2 separate regions of the Mus musculus genome follow, and region 2 is linked to region 1. The links are chromatin loops, found by intact Hi-C in ENCODE. Cell type or tissue: heart. All regions are shown on one strand.

Region 1 (8,000 bases):
ATTCTGGTTTAGACACTATTGTTTTACTCTTGTTCTGTGAACACATCTCTTATTGGGTTTGGAGTATAATATGATTTTATATTGAAAAGTAACACCCTCAATGAGATCCTTTAATACCATTAAAACCCAGGGTTTTGTTGTTGTTGTTTTGTTTTGTTTTGAGACAGGGTTTCTCTGTGTAGCCCTGCTTGTTCTGGAACTCACTCCATAGACCAGGCCGGCCTCAAATTCACAGAGATACACTTGCCTTTGCCCTGAAATAAAGGCCTTAAGTGACTTCTTGACCTGTACTTCATTATCAAGAAATTACGTGGTTTGATCAACACAAAAGCTAGAAGCTACTGGTTGTGTTTCTGATTTCCAAAGCCCAGGGTAATCTTTTATGATTTTATAAGTCAACATTTTGAACCGGAGCCCATTGGAAAACTGAAAGAGCAAGAAGGCAGTTCAGCGGGACATGTCCTCTGAAGCCCCATGCTGATGCTGTGCAGTTCACTTTGCTGATGCTGTGCAGTTCACTTTGCAGATTCGTTAGTTGAGACATGAGTTTTCCTGGCTCCCCTGCTAGTGAAGGTTTCCTTCTGGCTTGCCTTTGTTCTCTGGTGGGGCACACTCTGCTGCTGCAGGCTTACAGGACATATTTAGGAGAAAGAACCTTGATACTTCCTGCGTAGGTCATGACCTCCTTCCTCCCATCTCTATTTCCAGAGTAAAGATATTCTTTACTTGGCTGTCCGGGACACTCAAATGGAAGTTTGCATCTCAGTCACACACAGTGGGGAAGTGGCAAGGCTTAAAAGAAGGAATGGAACAAGCAAGTGCAGAGGTGGGGTCTGTTTGGGCTGGAAACTGGCTGCGTTTGCTATAATAATGATGACAAATAGCTTCAGTCCACCGACAGGGATTTTGGAGTAGGCATAGAGGCTGACAAGGACCCTGTTTGCATGCCAACCTTCACTCAAAGCCCAGCATTACATCACATGCTAACACAATACTCTTGCAAATAGCCAGAGATTTGTTGTAGCTATCTGATTTTTAGTTGATAATTTCTGAACTACAGGGAATCAAAAGTTGCATAATTTAAATATGTATAGATGGCCTTTCCGCAAAACTCATACAAATGCCATTACATTTCATAGTACTAAGGGTTAAAAATAGAGAAATTTTGCTTGATAGATTTTTTTTGGGGGGGAGGGGCAAGGAATATATATTGTGATTCCCCTAATCTCCTTTAAATTCGGTTATTTTGATATACGTGCATTTTAATTTTTAGACTTCCCACTAGCAAAACTCATTTAGAACATACTTAGTCTTTCTAAAATGCTTCCTGCCCACGGAGAAAACCCTATTACTAACCACATGTGAGGTAGGAGACTTGGCAAGATCTTCAAGAAGGGGCTATCAGAAAAGCTCATCACATCTGCCCACATGTTCTAGGAACCAGCACAGCCTGATGTGCACTGTCCTGGGGTGGAAGAGTCACATCCCAGAGCATCAAGGCTTAGGAGCAGTGGGGGAGTAGGGCACAGGGTGGGCGTGGGGCTGATGGGGGTGGGGCCAAGGCGCAGGTGGGCGGGGTGGAGGAGAAGGAGGAAGAGTGCGGGTGCGGAGGGGGTGGGGCGGGAAGGTAGGCTGGGGGCGGGGCGCTCTGGGGGCGTGCCGGCTGCGCAGAGACACGCGCTCTGGGCCGCAGCAACTGGCTCCAAGTTCCCTCCCTCGCTCTCCTGCGGAGCCTGCCTGAGCCCGCCCCTTCGGTGCGGAGGAGCAAACGCGGCCCCGGTCAGCTCAGCCCTCCGTTGCCGCCCGATCCGGGCCGGTTCGGCTAACCCGGTCCATTCCGAGCCGGCGGCGAGGACCCGGCGGCCACTTCATCCCGGCCTGCAGTGCATCGCCGGGCCCAAGCTCCTCCTCGCGGTCTCCCGAGCCTGGTGCCTGGCCTGGCCGCCTTGCAGGGGCCGGAGTGCGGCCAAGGTAAACGGGGGCGCTGGCGGGTGGGGAGTACCTCTCAGGGTCCCGCTCCGGCCGGGCCTGGGCACCGAGGAGCCTGGCCCGCTGTCCGCCCTGCGCTCGGCTGCACGCCCCGGGCCGGGGATGAGGCCCAGGCTCGGAAGGAGCGCTGACTGCTGGGGAGAAGGTGGGCGAGGACGCGGCGGCCCCCAGCCCCACTCCGTGCTGCATCCCCACCCAGGTCATCCCGTGGGCGCGTCACTGTGCTGTCAGTTCCTGCGGGAATGCAGATCCCGGGGCTCTGAAAGTTTGTTTGCCCCCACCGCCTCCTCCCTCCAGTCCTCCCACAGCTCGGTTGTCTGTTTTCTTTGAAAGCATGAGGGTTGGAAATAGAATAAAATTGGTCCTGGCTCACTCGTGCCCCTGTCACTTAGCGGTGCTCAGAACTTGGCGACAATGCTAGGCTGTGAGAAGCTGGTGTCTGTGCTGCCCTCCTTTTGTTATAGCAAGGAGCCTGATGGTGACAAGTCTTTCCGTGGTGGCCAGCAAAGAAGGAAGAGGGGATAACTTTGCCTTATTACTTCCCAAAGTGGGAATAAAACCACCGGACTCCCAGCTTTTTTGACCCTTTAAAGTTGCTATTCAGATTTATTGACAGTCACCACATTCTCTTCCAAGAAAGAACAGGCATTCTTTCTTGCCTAAGATTCAGGTTTCCCCCCACAGCCAAGTTATGTCCTGTGCAAATCTGGCGCACATCTGTGACAACAGTGCATGGCTGGCTTGTGAGGACTGCCGAGTCTATTTTTGCAGAGAGGAATATGATAGCAGAATCAGCATTTTTTTCTGTATGAATAATATGACTTCCATTTTCATTTCCTCTCTTGGTGTGAAAGAGTTATTTAGCTTCCACCATCTAAGTCATGCGAAAGCACCTGTGCTGTTGATGTTATTATTAGCATCGTTTATTATTGTTGTTATTATTATCATCATTATTATTACTGTTGTATTTGTATTCACTTTGTGGTATTGAGACCTGGTCATTCAAATGAAGCATTTATTAAGCAGTTATTTTAAGATAAGGGCAGGCATGTTGATGGTAACGTGCCATTGATTTACCCCATTACATATAATCTGTGACATCTCTTCATTAGTCACTTAAAAATCACGAATTGAACACAGGGACAGCATTACCTTTTGAACCTGAAAATCTGCAAAGGCCTTACCATAGGGCATGGAAGATGGTTCTAGAGAAATGTTAGATTTTTTATTTTTGTTTTTATTTTCAACCTATGTTTTTGCTGTTTGGGGGGGTGGGGGTGGGGTGGGTCCTTTGTTTGTTTTTATCCCAGATCTTTCAAAGCATGATCTATTTTGAGTCAGTGATTTAATTTTAGATCAGAATTGAGGTTGGGTTGTTTGCGGGAGACTGACAAGCTGCTGGCTCTGTGTATCCTCAATGGCTGGGAATGGGGAATTTGGTATTTGTCTGGTCTATGAGTCTGAATTCAATCATGGCCTGGCGAGTTTTGTAATAAGACTTGGTTGTCCATGAAGGGCTTAACCAGAAGGAAAATCTCTGCTGTGAACCTCATCTTCAAATCGCCCTCCTCCTTAGGTTTAGAATACTACTCTCAGTTTCTAGTTGGAAAACTCACCGTCTATGCTTGCCATTAATGAAAGATGAATGCATTTGCTGTGTGATCACCCCCTCATAGCACATCATAACTCTAGCTTTAAAGCCTTGGGTTCGATACCTCTAGACTAAATGGTTGAGAAAACAAATAAAATTACCTACTCGCCCTTTTCAGTAACAAAAAGATGACACTTGCAGCTTAGATATTTTATATTTTAGTCACTCAGCTATCAGTTTACCCTCTGTCCCGACTATTGGATTTTAAGTGGAAATCTTTTTCCTTAAGTGTTTAGCTACAGACAGGCTTTGTATGAGGTGAGCTGCTGTAGGTATAGCCCATCAACAGTAGGTGGTGCTGTGGGGAACTCTGGCAGCTCAGCCAGGGCATAGGTATGCTTAAGGAACATCCAGCATTAATCTGCACTAGTGCTGGCCAGGTGTGAAAACAACCGGAGGGACAGACAGCAGCCTGCACAAGTGTTAAGAATGACATGGTTTCTTAAGTTTTCTCTTTGCATTTTTAACGTTTGGCAAGCATTTACCTGGAGAATCTTTTTTTTAGAGTCCAATAATGTTCTAGATGCTAAGTGTATAATGCTTATAAAAATTATTAGCTGCACTTCTCACTTTTATTGTTCTTCATTAGAGTTAGGTGGACTTTGGACTAACCTAGGCTAAGCCAAGAGCCTCTGCAGCTAACGTGGACTTTTTCTTTTTCTAGCATGGACTTGCAGTTCAGAGCAACAAAGGGCGTGGGACCTACTCCCCTCTTGAATTTATTTGGGAAGGCCCTGCTCCCCTCTGCTTTTTTTGGTCACCTCTTATCATTTTTCTGGCTCCTGGCAGGTTACAATGAGAATTGATATTCAAGGTGAAGATGCTGAATTTATTCTATGCTGGCTGCGTACCCCGGCTAGGAAGTAAATTAGTCCACTCAGTTAAAGGTTTTCTGGCTCCCAGTCGCTTACCTGTGAAGGCCAGTCCTGTGAGCAGCATATCTCTAGGCTTCCTCTTACTCCTCTAACAAACAATAGTTTTGTTATCTGCTTTCTGTGGGTGAATTTAGTGACTTGACTGAGGCATAGCTAATAAATAGCAAGATGTAAGTACCAGAGGCTGGCTTTTCTACTGCCCAGAGAGGAAAAGCTTTGCAGCCTCGTAGCTGCTGGAGCTGACTGATCGCTTCTTCAGGGGTTTGGTATCAGAAAAATCTCATCACTCAGTGATCGGATTTGGATTTTCTGGGTAGTGCTTGATCATCAGTCCAAAAGTAGGAGAAATCGAGTTTTTTTTTCCTTTTCCTGAATAGTCTTTTAATGTGTGGCAAAGATTACTTGTTTCGAGTGTTGAGAAGGATGGCAGCTGAATGTCTTTGAATTAGATAAAAGGCTGATAGAGACGGTTTAGACCTTGAGGCTGTGAATCATGTTGGGTCTGTTTGGGGTTTTTGCTCCTGACAGCCCAGCTCTACACTTGGCCTTGTGACATACTCTCTGTCCACCGATGAGCTTGCTTACTGTGATCCCTTTCATGTGGGAGGCAGGACTGTGAGCGCGCATGTGTGTGTGTGTGTGTGTGTGTGTTTTGTTCCACAGTTGAGGCAGAGCCTCAACTTAATCTTTCAAAAACAAAGATGGGCTGTGTTTCTCAGTTGACTCCCCTACAAATACGAGTAGGAAGGCAAACAAGTAGGGCTTGAGAAACCCTGAAAAGAGCCGGTGACTCAGGCACACTGCTGTCCCCAAAACCTGATGGAACTGTGATTCTGGGCAATGAGAATTCTCAAACCTGTTGATGACCATGAAAGTACTGCGTGATGGCTGCGGAGTGTCTCTTCTCCTTGTCCACAGCAGTGATGGCAGCAATAAGATGAGAATCAACCTTTCTACTCCACAGTCCTTTCTTATCTTATTTGTAGACAGCTTGGGTGGGTTTCTTAATGATTATTTTGCAAAGTGATATTAATAAACATGCACCACGCATTCCTTATTTTGACACCTTTGGTTTCTCCATGTGTATGATGGGGGACTGGGTAGAATTTTAATCTTTTTCATGTGATAAAGTTGTCACAATAGGAGAGACTACATAAGGACCTGGTGTTTATGAACCTTAACCGCCCCTCCCTTCCCTCTGCCCCTAGAGTGCTCTCAAGAACATGTGCGCATGTGTGTGTGTGCGCGCACGCGCGCTCGTGAGAGCACAAACACACACACACACACACACACACACACACTTACTCGCACACTTTTAAAGCTTAGTAGCCAAACAAATTGCTTTTTTTCTAGCGTTAACAGTAAAAAAGAAAGTGTGTGTGTGTGTGTGTGTGTGTACATGAGTGCGTGCATTGGACTTTTTTTTTTTTTTCCTGCACTGACTTTAAAATTGCAAATGATTTGGATGCACATCCAAAGGAGAGCCCCCTAGTTCTAGAGGAACTGCCATTTAGCAGACAGGTTCCTGGAAGAATTGTAAGAATCCCAGGGTGTGGTTTGTGCTCCAGGCCAAGGTCAATGTGGTTTCAATTGTCCAGCTCCTGAGAAGACCTTTACAAACACAATCTTAAGCACATGGGATTTTGGGTCTTTGTGTTGTAATGAAAAGCAGGGTTTTTTTCCTTCCTACTGACATTAGAAATTATTTTCACCTTTTAAGATGTCTTCTTAAGGAAGAATCATGGATAATACTTCAAAATGACCATTACTACCAGCAGTGCTTTGGTCCCCCAAACTGGAACTTTGTTAGAAAAAAAAAGGAGTAATTACACAAAAGGATATAGTTAATAATTTGTCCTATTAAGGTTAATATATTAAAAATTATTAGCAGAGGATTCATTATGTGCCAGATTTAAAAAAAAAAAATAAACACTAGCCAGAAAAAGATGTGGTCCCTGTCTGTTCATGGCTTACAGTTACTAGCCAGGAAAAGATGCGGTCTTCGCCTATTCATGGCATATATTAATTGCTCTTCCTTTAACTGTAAGCCTTGTGATTCAGTATCTGACAAAAGCACATTAAAGGAGAAAGGTTTATTTTGGTGTATAGTTCCATGGGCATCACAGAAGCAGGAGGGTGAGGCGTTGCAACATTAGTCAGGAGGCAACAGGAGATGGTTGCTTCTACCCAGTTAGCCTTCTGTGTTTGTGCAGTTCAGAAGGGAAGCCTAGGATACAAACTAGACATCTGAGGTAAGTCTTCCTGCCTCATCTAACTTAATATCAAGAGCATCCTTCACAGTCATGTTCAGAGGCTAACCTCACCTAAATAAGCCCTTATTGGTGTGATTGAAGGCTCGTTGCCTAGGTGATTCCAGACCTGGTCAGGCGGATAATCAAAACTAAGCTCTTTAGAGTGAAGCATGGAGAAGTAGAGAGTTAGTCACGTCAGTGGTTCTCAACCTTCCTAACTCCGACTGTTACTACAGTTCCTCAGGTCGTGGGAACCCCCAGCCATAAAGTCAGTTTTATTCCTACTTCATAACTGTAATTTTGATAGTTATGCAAACTAATGTAAATATATGACATGTGACACCCGCCCCCCCAAAGGCTTTGTAACCCACAGGTTGAGAATTGCCAAATTAAATGAATATGCAAAAACCTAACTTAAAGGAATTTCAAGTGCAATTGAGAATGGGGAAGACTTCCCACCTGTGTGGAAGTGTGGTTTGGAGTCTCAGTGAGAGAGACCTTTAGTAAGGGCTGAAAGTTAGTTAAAACAAAACAAAACAAGATAAAACAAAACAAAAGGAGGCATCCTTTGATGCAAATGCCCTTTGGCAAAGACAAACAGTAGAGACAAAACCAGGTCAGTTGTTGGTCTTGCAGATCACTCTGTGTGTGTGTGTGTGTGTGTGTGTGTGTGTTCCATTCTGTGTATGAGGATTTAGCTTTAATTTGCAGATTTGGAGACTCAGTTGTGGGAAGGGGACAGATAGTGGATCCTTTGAGAAAAGTGGAAACAGGAAGCCATGATCAAGGTATTGGAGTGGGGAGGAGCAGTGTTTGGTAGTCTTGAAGGAAGCAGAGAAGGGCGAGGGGCCTGGTATCTGTAGGATTCTGAATTTTTCATCCTCTTGTAATACACCTCTGACTTTGGGATGGATCATCATTCTCCATGCCACTGGGACAGAACTACAGTGTCACTTGGACTGTGACACAATACCAGCTGTGATGCGGATCCTGATTCCAGGTCATGAGACAGGACAATAGGTGTGCTTTTGGATCAGTGCAGTGGGGATCAATGATGGAGGACTTGTTAACTTGTATCTTACTGCTTGTCCCTGACAAAAGTGAGTTAAGCCCTGGGTTTGGGAGCTTGGGGAGAAAGATTTTTACACCTGGTAGAATCACCTGCCAACTCAGAAACTGCAGCAGAAAACTGCACCAGTTGTGAAGACTCTCTTTAGTGAGCTTCACAAACGT
Region 2 (8,000 bases), 150 kb after region 1:
AAAACACTTGTTTTAAAAATCTGAGGTGGCTTTAGCCATTCCTGTGATGTTGTAATGTGAGTTCTGTAGTTTACACATGAAGCCAGACTTGGGCCTCCTCTCCTCCCTCCTCGCTACTCTAATACAATAGCATCTCTTAGGATCTAACAAGAAATGGAGAATGTGGGCCTTCATGGAAATCTCCTGAATCCCACTTGGCATTCTCATGTATTATTCTTGAGACTAGTACAGCGCCAGTGACCAGGAAGCCTCCATCCAGCCCAGAACTCCATCAAACATCATGGCACTTACACCCACAATAGCTTTGGAGCTTACATCTGCCCTGATATACCCAGCTATTTTGCTGTATAACTCAACCATCGTTCTTTATCCTGGTCTTTTTATCCTTCAGGTATAGAATGGAGCCAGCATGATCTGAGGGGAAGTCTCTCCCTTTGTCAGGTTGTCCGTCAGGTTCTGCCTCCTCAGCCATGCGCCCTGAGTCTGAGAGTAAGCCCTGCTTGGGGTATGGCCAGTGATAAAGGCTGTGCTACTGCATGAGCAAGCCTGGGATTCTGTCCCCACCACCAAAGGGAAAGAAAAACAAAGCAAGACTTTATAGTTGCTTTTATTTATGGAACATTATGAGAGCGAGATCAATTTTTCCTTTCCCTAAAAAAAGCTCAGCTCCCCAGTCCGAGCCCAGCAGTTGGCCTCACTGCTGTGATTAATCCCAGCCACACTAGAGAGCCTGTGCCAGATGTCAGGGTCTTGTGCTCTACAGCATTCCCTGGAGGACTGCATGGTTACTTTGTCTGTGACATTGAGATAACAGCTCCGGGGCACCTCCTGGATCATCTATACCGTACAGTTCAGATTATCTCTCCTGGCTTGTACAGCTGTGCCCTGACAACAGCTCCCCATGTGAAATAGTGGAGCAGATGCCGTGGATTAAGTGAGAGCAACCTACACCACCACATTACGTCCAGCTACTGGACATAGCAGGCATCAAGTATGACTGTTAATATCCTTGACTACCAAACATGTCAGTAGCTTTTCCCTTTCCTTGGAGTCTTCCCACAATGCCTTTTGATTATTTGGGTATTCTCTCATTACTATTTAAAAATTATTACAGAAATGAGAATGGCCCAGAAGGAAGGGAAGACCTTGAAATGGAAAGAAAAAATAGGAGGTGGTTACAAAGTGTCACTGTTTTTAACATTCTTCCATGTTGGCTTTACAATTCCATGATGGCCAATTTCTAGCAGTTTCTAAGAAGCCTAAGGAGCCTTCCCAAGGATGCCAGTCTCAGGAGTGAAGAAAGTAATAGGAAAAGAAGAACAGACATTTTTCTAGAAAAGGCTCCTAGAAGATGCATTGGTATTTCCCAGTCTTGTGAATTCAGAGTACTGATGGGTTTTAGAGTTTCAGAGGTGACCAAAGCCTGCCTTCACAGGTGGTTGGGCATGCAGGCTAGCTGGGCCGTGGTGATAATGTGCTGTGCCTTTGATCATAATAGAGTGAAAGTGGAAGAGAGGAGAGCAGAGAGGAGCATAGGCCAGCGAGGATGTCAGGATGTCGTACCAGTGATGCTGTCTGATCACCACCACACCCCTTACTCAGGAGAAAGTTCCCCTAAGAACAGTCCAAGCAGAAAGCATGGGAAGTTAAGTCAGTCACCAATATTCTACAGCCCATTTTGAAATTTAAAATGACCACCTGCCTTGGGTCCTTGAGCCACAATGTTTCTGAGCAGGAATGGATTATAGGACTTTTATCTAATTCATGCCCATGAAAGGTCGCTCAGCTGCTGCCTTCTGATCCATCTGTGGGTACCTTGGAGGGCTACTCTCTTTAGGCATAGATCTAAGGCCCACTCTTCACTCTTTTCTAACCTTCCAGCATTTTCCCTGACATAGAGGCATTTTGACAGTTGTATAGTTAACCATGGGTAAAGTACTATATAAAAGACTCTTTCTTGTTTCTCACACACCCAAAACAAAAACAAACAAAAAAATCCAGGAAAATAGTTGATTTTAGGTTTACATTAGATTAGAGCCTTTGGATTAAAAGCTCAAAGGCCGAAGGTGAACCACCTGGTTTTTTGATGCACAGAGAGCACATTAAAACATACGATCTACCTAAGGGAAGGTTGTGGGTTCTATACCCTGCTTCTAGAGGGAGCTGCAGGGGGAGGGGGTACTCTGGCTTCTAAGGCAAAGGGGTAAAAGTTAAAAAGGAGGAGGTCACAGAGAAAGTATTTCTAAGGCCACAGTGACACCTTCCTCAGATAGGCTGACTGTGTGCATCTCTCTCTTCCATACCATACCTGTGATCGCTGGGCTTGCCTCCCCGCCCAGGCTTGCTGGTTGCTATGCTGTCTGCTCAGTAGAGCCCAGGATGCTGCTTTCCTCAAGACACCCCTGTTCCCTGCCCAGTGAGATGGACCCTAACCTAAATAGCAGATTAACCAACATACAGGCTCAAAGAATTAGGGCTTCTTCCAGCAGTTTTCTTCAAATTACATTCAAAGAAAGAATCTCACTTAATTTTTGTGGGTGGTGGCAGGGTGTTGTTTTCTGTTTGATTTTTTTTTTTTTTCACCAAATTGAGGCATCAAACTAGAATCGCACAATTAAAGGAAATCACTATGTATTCATCACCTTGGGGTTTCTCAAATATTGCATAGGACACATTTTTATTAAAACAAATCCCTTTGCAGATTACGAAAATTGGCTCCAATAAAGCAGGATAGATTGTATTTAGAGGCGAAGCATTTGAGAAAATTATCAGGAGAGATGCCGGTTATTTCCTCCCTGTGTTCAGTATCTCACATGACAGGAAAAACTTACAGTAATATCACCTTAGATGTTGTTCACCTTTGTAACTCAGCATGCTAGCTAGATGTATCACTCTCTTAATATTCCTTGTTATAAGAGAACACTGGTGAGGTCATTGTCTGGCTGCTTTGGAATGCTAATGGTTGGTAAGTAGGCTCTCCTACTAGCAAAAGGAAAGACGAAGTTTCACACTTGTCAAGAATAAGAAATTATATAGCATTTTATAATTAACTTATCCACTCATATGCTTCCCCTCTGAGTATTTCTATAATAGTTATTTTTAACTAAATGTAAATTTTAATGAGAAAAACTTCACATGCATTCTTGGTTTCTAGAACAATGCTTTGAAACAATACTTCTTGCTAAAAGTCAGAAAACTGAAACTGGTTGTATTTCTTACAAGCTTTTGTGGTTTGGTTTGTTTCTTGCCACCCCTATTTCTCATCACCTTTCCAGTTTTTGAATTGTTAAAGAATTGATTATTATTAAAGAAATGATTGGTTTAGGTTTCACTGACAGATTGGTCAGAAGTGGTAACAAGTTTTACAGCACTGCAAAAGGGACACAACAGCGCACATCACCCACGTTGCTGCAAAAACAGATGGAGGTCTTAGGAAGTCCCTAGCATTTAATGAGCTGCAGAACGGAACAGGGCTTGGCTGAACCCTCAGTTCTCAATTCACGAGTATTTCCTGGGTCTCACTCTATGTGATGCCAGCCAGGCGTGTTTAGGAGGCGGTTCTCACCAATGGGGAGGCAGCTGGAAGAGTTCCGTGGGAAGCCTCTGCTGCTTTCTTTCTGGCAAACGCCCACATCTGGCTGCTGCCGAGGCGGCGCAGGCTCCATGAGAGGTCCCAGTTGCCCTCGGTGCCAAGTTAACAGGGAATTGCCAGTTGCAAGCCTCACTGACCTTAGGGGGTCTCTTGGCAGGCTGGGGTGCCACCGAGGTGGGAGCACTGCGGGGTTCCTCTGTTGCTAGAGCTGTGATGTCACCCGCCCCTCCTAACCCGCGGTTGGTTGTTTTGTGTTTCAGCTCTGCCTGCAGTTGAGCACAAAGACCTGAAGGAGACTCCCACAGCCTTCAGGGAGAAGAAAGGAGGCAGCCAAGCCTATTAAAAGGAACTTGTGGCTTGTGGCCTTTTTGTGTAGGAACGGCCTGGAAGGGGAGAAAAGTGCACCGAAGCCACAGTGGCGGTTAATGAGCTGTGAGATGAGGCGCAGCCGCGGCTGACACTGCTTCCAGGATCCTTCATCTGCCCTTTGTGCTTCGTGTACATGTGTCTGTTCAGGCCGGCCAGAGGCACCCAGAAGAGCATCCACCACGGCTGCCGGGGAAAGACCGCCCACCATGCCCACGGAGACTCTACAGACAGGTAGCATGGTGAAGCCTGTCAGCCCCGCGGGCACCTTCACGTCGGCGGTGCCCCTGCGCATCCTGAACAAAGGACCCGACTACTTCCGCAGGCAGGCTGAGCCCAACCCCAAGAGACTCAGTGCGGTAGAGCGGCTGGAGGCTGACAAGGCCAAATACGTCAAGAGCCAGGAGGTGATCAATGCCAAGCAGGAGCCAGTGAAGCCGGCCGTGTTGGCCAAGCCCCCTGTGTGCCCAGGAACCAAGCGTGCACTGGGCAGCCCCACTCTCAAGGTGTTCGGCAACCATGCCAAGACCGAGAGCGGTGTGCAACGTGAGACCCTCAAGCTTGAGATCCTCAAGAACATCATCAACAGCTCAGAGGGGTCCAGTTCTGGCTCCGGCCACAAGCATAGCTCCCGAAACTGGCCGCCTCACAGGGACACCACTGACCTGCACCGGCATTCCTTCGCAGAGTCGCTGAAGGTGTACCCTACACCTGGCCATGGCAGCCCGCAGGAGAGCAGCTCCCACGTGAGCAGGAGGCTGCTGGAGCAGTCCGCGGAGACCTTCCTGCACGTCTCACACAGCTCCTCAGACATCCGCAAAGTGACCAGTGTGAAGCCCCTTAAAGCCATCCCCTGCAGCAGTTCAGCCCCTCCCCTGCCTCCCAAGCCCAAGGTGGCTGCCATGAAGTCCCCCGAGGCTGACCAGGTGGAACCAGCCTGTGGGGTCAGCCGGAGACCTTCCCTTCAGCGGTCCAAGTCAGACTTGAGTGACAGGTATTTCCGAGTAGATGCAGATGTGGAGAGGTTCTTCAACTACTGCGGACTTGACCCGGAAGAGCTGGAAAACCTTGGCATGGAGAACTTTGCAAGGGCTAATTCTGACATCATATCTCTCAACTTCCGCAGCGCAAGCATGATCAGCTCAGACTGTGAACAGTCTCAGGACAGTAACAGTGACCTTAGAAATGATGACAGTGCCAATGACCGGGTGCCATATGGCATTTCTGCCATTGAAAGAAATGCTAGAATCATCAAGTGGCTATATAGCATCAAACAAGCTAGAGAGTCACAGAAGGTGTCCCACGTGTAAGAGGCACAGTGGTGAAAAGGAGGGGGGGTGGGTCTGTCTGTGCATACACAGTTGTGAAGGTTGTGAGGTCTCCTTGAAGTGTTGTGAGCTTCTCCACCCTTTGTGTTGCTTGTTGTGCAATGTTCTCAAGTTGCATGCCTGTCAACATGGCGACTGGCCTGGCTTCCTTGGTCACACCTCTGCAGAACCTTGCTGAACATCTGCCAAAAGTTTCCGGCCAGAGTCTGATTAGGGCTTTGCTCTTAAGCAAAACTGTTTACAGGAAAAAAAAAAAAAAAGGTTTCGATTTCTTCGATATTTATGTGGTTTTGTGTTTTTATACCCTGCGCTATTGTGTCTTAATTAAAAATTTTATCAACTGGCTTCTAAGTTGAGAGCAGAATCTTTTTGAAACAAAAAGCCACTTTGCCTACATGGGAGACCATAACACTGGGAAAATATATGGGACTTGTCACCAGACACAGAATGACTGACAGATAGGGCCAGGCTAGAGTTTCTTTATGTGAAATCAAGTGGGGGGCCTTGCTCCTTTGCTTCGGGCTTGGTATTCTCTTACCACTTGGTGGAGCCCTGTGGGGCAACAGTGTAGCCCTCACTCCAATTCACTGTACAAGTTGGTATTTCTGTAGTAATGACCCCAGGAAAGACAATCAGATAAAATCTGGGATAAGCAAATGTAGAAGGTTAAATATTGATTGGGAGGAGGGTGGAGAGACTGGTGATGCTGTTCAAAGTGGGATAATTCAGAAATCTCTAGTAGTAACCCAACAGGAAGTACCACTCTACAGCTGGTTAAAGCTGATATGGAATGCTATTTTTAAAACGTTATTTTGTTTTGTGCTTTTGGCCAAGAACTATTAACTCCTGTTGTTTTCCTCCCTTGCTCCCATGGTAGTTGTTCTGTTTGGGGCAGATGGGTTGGATTTCTGCAGGTTTGCACTCTCTGAAGACGTGAAGGGAAGTGAGGATACCATTCATGTCAGTATAGTCTCCATTCCACCTCGTCCCCGTGCCCCCAGCTTCACATTGCAGCAGTGTGATGCTGTTTCTTTGTTTATACTCCTCTCTCAGGCTGAGGGTATTTGTTACAGCTCTAGAAAACTGTAGAAACACTGTAGCTTTCCACCCTGTTGTCTCTTGTTGCCCGGTCCCACAATAACCTGCCCTCCCTCCTCAGGTGATTCCAGGCGCTATGAGCCAGCTGCTAGAATGTTGGCAGTGGAAGCAGAGGACCCCAGTGGTGGTCTGCTGCTGCACTGCTTCATAGCCCACAGGTTTGCAGCAGAGCCATCCTGTTCCTCATCAGCTACTAGGAGCCTTTAAACAGAGTGAATGCTGTAAGACTTTGTACATACTTTAGTTGTTCTGGAATCTAAGAAGAAAGTTATGCTAATAAATAGCTCTGGTGTAGGCTTTACCTGTGCTGATTTCTTTGTCCTTTATTTTCTTCATAAGAATTTCACTGTGGACTGTGGGTCAGAAGCACATTTTTATAGGCATCAAGAAACATTGTTCCATTACATTGATCTCACCTCAGCTCAACAATTATGAGCAGCACTATTCTTAGTTGTAGTTACTTCAGTACATGTTTGCTAAAATAGTTACTGCAAGGTCCCTAAAATATGCCACCTTTTCACTTAGTTAATTTATTTTTATTTTATTTTTGCTTTTCCTTAAACATCGGGACTTTCTTGAAATTTTCAGAATACTCTTTAGTTGAAATGTTGGAATTCTTACTGTGGGGAGCATAACTTTGAAATGGTTAGTCCTGTTTTCATTTGTTCAGGCTCAATGTCAGTACCACTCTGTGAGGTCATGTCTTTACCCACTTACTCATCTTTCAAGGTGGCAAACCCTGGACCACCATGGTCAACAGCCTCTACCACAAAAGGACTTAGACTTTCACAGCTACTTTGTAAGAGAAGTACTGTTCCTTAGGGACTGTGTCCTGCCTTATTACTTGAACATTGAGGAGTCAATGAGTATTGAATCAAGAAATTTGAAAAAAGTTTCTTCTAAGGTTATACTTAATATGCAAATAAAAGAAAGCATTATAAAAATGGGATTTTCAAAAACATTGATGATTGTCAACCTATTTTACTGATATATATTTTATCTTCTGAAAGGCAAATTTGAATCTTTGACTCTTCCTACTGGTTTTCAATTCATTCTGCTTCGCTTGGTGTCCCCTGCAACTAGAACCTTGCTTTCCAGAAGAAACATTTTTTTTAGAACTCTCCTGTGGATGGTAGTGATACATATTCAAATTAATAGAATAAGAAATTTTCTAAGCAACCAACAAAAGGTTTGTTTACTTGCCGCATATATAGAAATGTGACTTTTTAAGACATAGATGCCTTGGCATACTTAGCAATTTTGGGAGCAATTAAAATACTAAAAAATGTTATTTTCCTAAGAAAGCCATCTTTGGGGAGATGAACATTTCCTGGCCAAGTGTATACCATGGCTTGGGCTAGCTTGGTTGTAGATTGTGCTTGCAACCTCCACTATATAGCTAGTATCCTTAAGAGTCAGTCCACTCTCCTAGCCTCATTTATATACTGGACAATGTGAGGCTTTCTGTTCCTGTGAGAGATGAGAGCTTGTTTCTAGAAATGTTTCTATAAAAGATTATCTCAGTTGCTTAATAGGGGCTCATTTTCTAAATGTGAAGTACTCAACAAAGTATACCTTCTTCCAGCTCCTGAGAGTTTCATGTAGGCATACACTCG

Evidence for each region. Hi-C counts contacts between places; a loop is a spot of excess contacts. Peaks named below come from ENCODE experiments on the same cell type or tissue, not always from the same donor. Only the 100,000 strongest peaks of a DNase experiment are listed, where the experiment ranks them.
Region 2: it touches region 1 in a loop (3-fold over the local background); 14 of 42 quality-filtered maps call a loop at or near these places.

The regions. Positions count from the first base shown.
Region 1 is chr4:5,642,440-5,650,439 of GRCm38, forward strand. It overlaps Fam110b (family with sequence similarity 110, member B), which reads left to right and starts at 1,651. Exons shown (of 3, transcript NM_173426.3): 1 at 1,651-1,971. In heart, a CTCF peak has its summit at 3,930 (motif pointing right); a DNase peak (open chromatin) is centred at 1,842; H3K4me3 peaks cover 2,061 bases; H3K27ac peaks cover 1,450 bases.
Region 2 is chr4:5,794,417-5,802,416 of GRCm38, forward strand. Fam110b (family with sequence similarity 110, member B) reads left to right here. Exons shown (of 3, transcript NM_173426.3): 3 at 3,853-6,685. The coding sequence starts at 4,168. The coding sequence ends at 5,268. Among named protein-coding and RNA genes, the nearest start is that of Gm24337, 110 kb to the left of the region's middle. RefSeq lists an enhancer at 2,411-5,920. In heart, a CTCF peak has its summit at 3,890; DNase peaks (open chromatin) are centred at 755, 3,585 and 4,355; H3K4me3 peaks cover 1,309 bases; H3K27ac peaks cover 1,486 bases.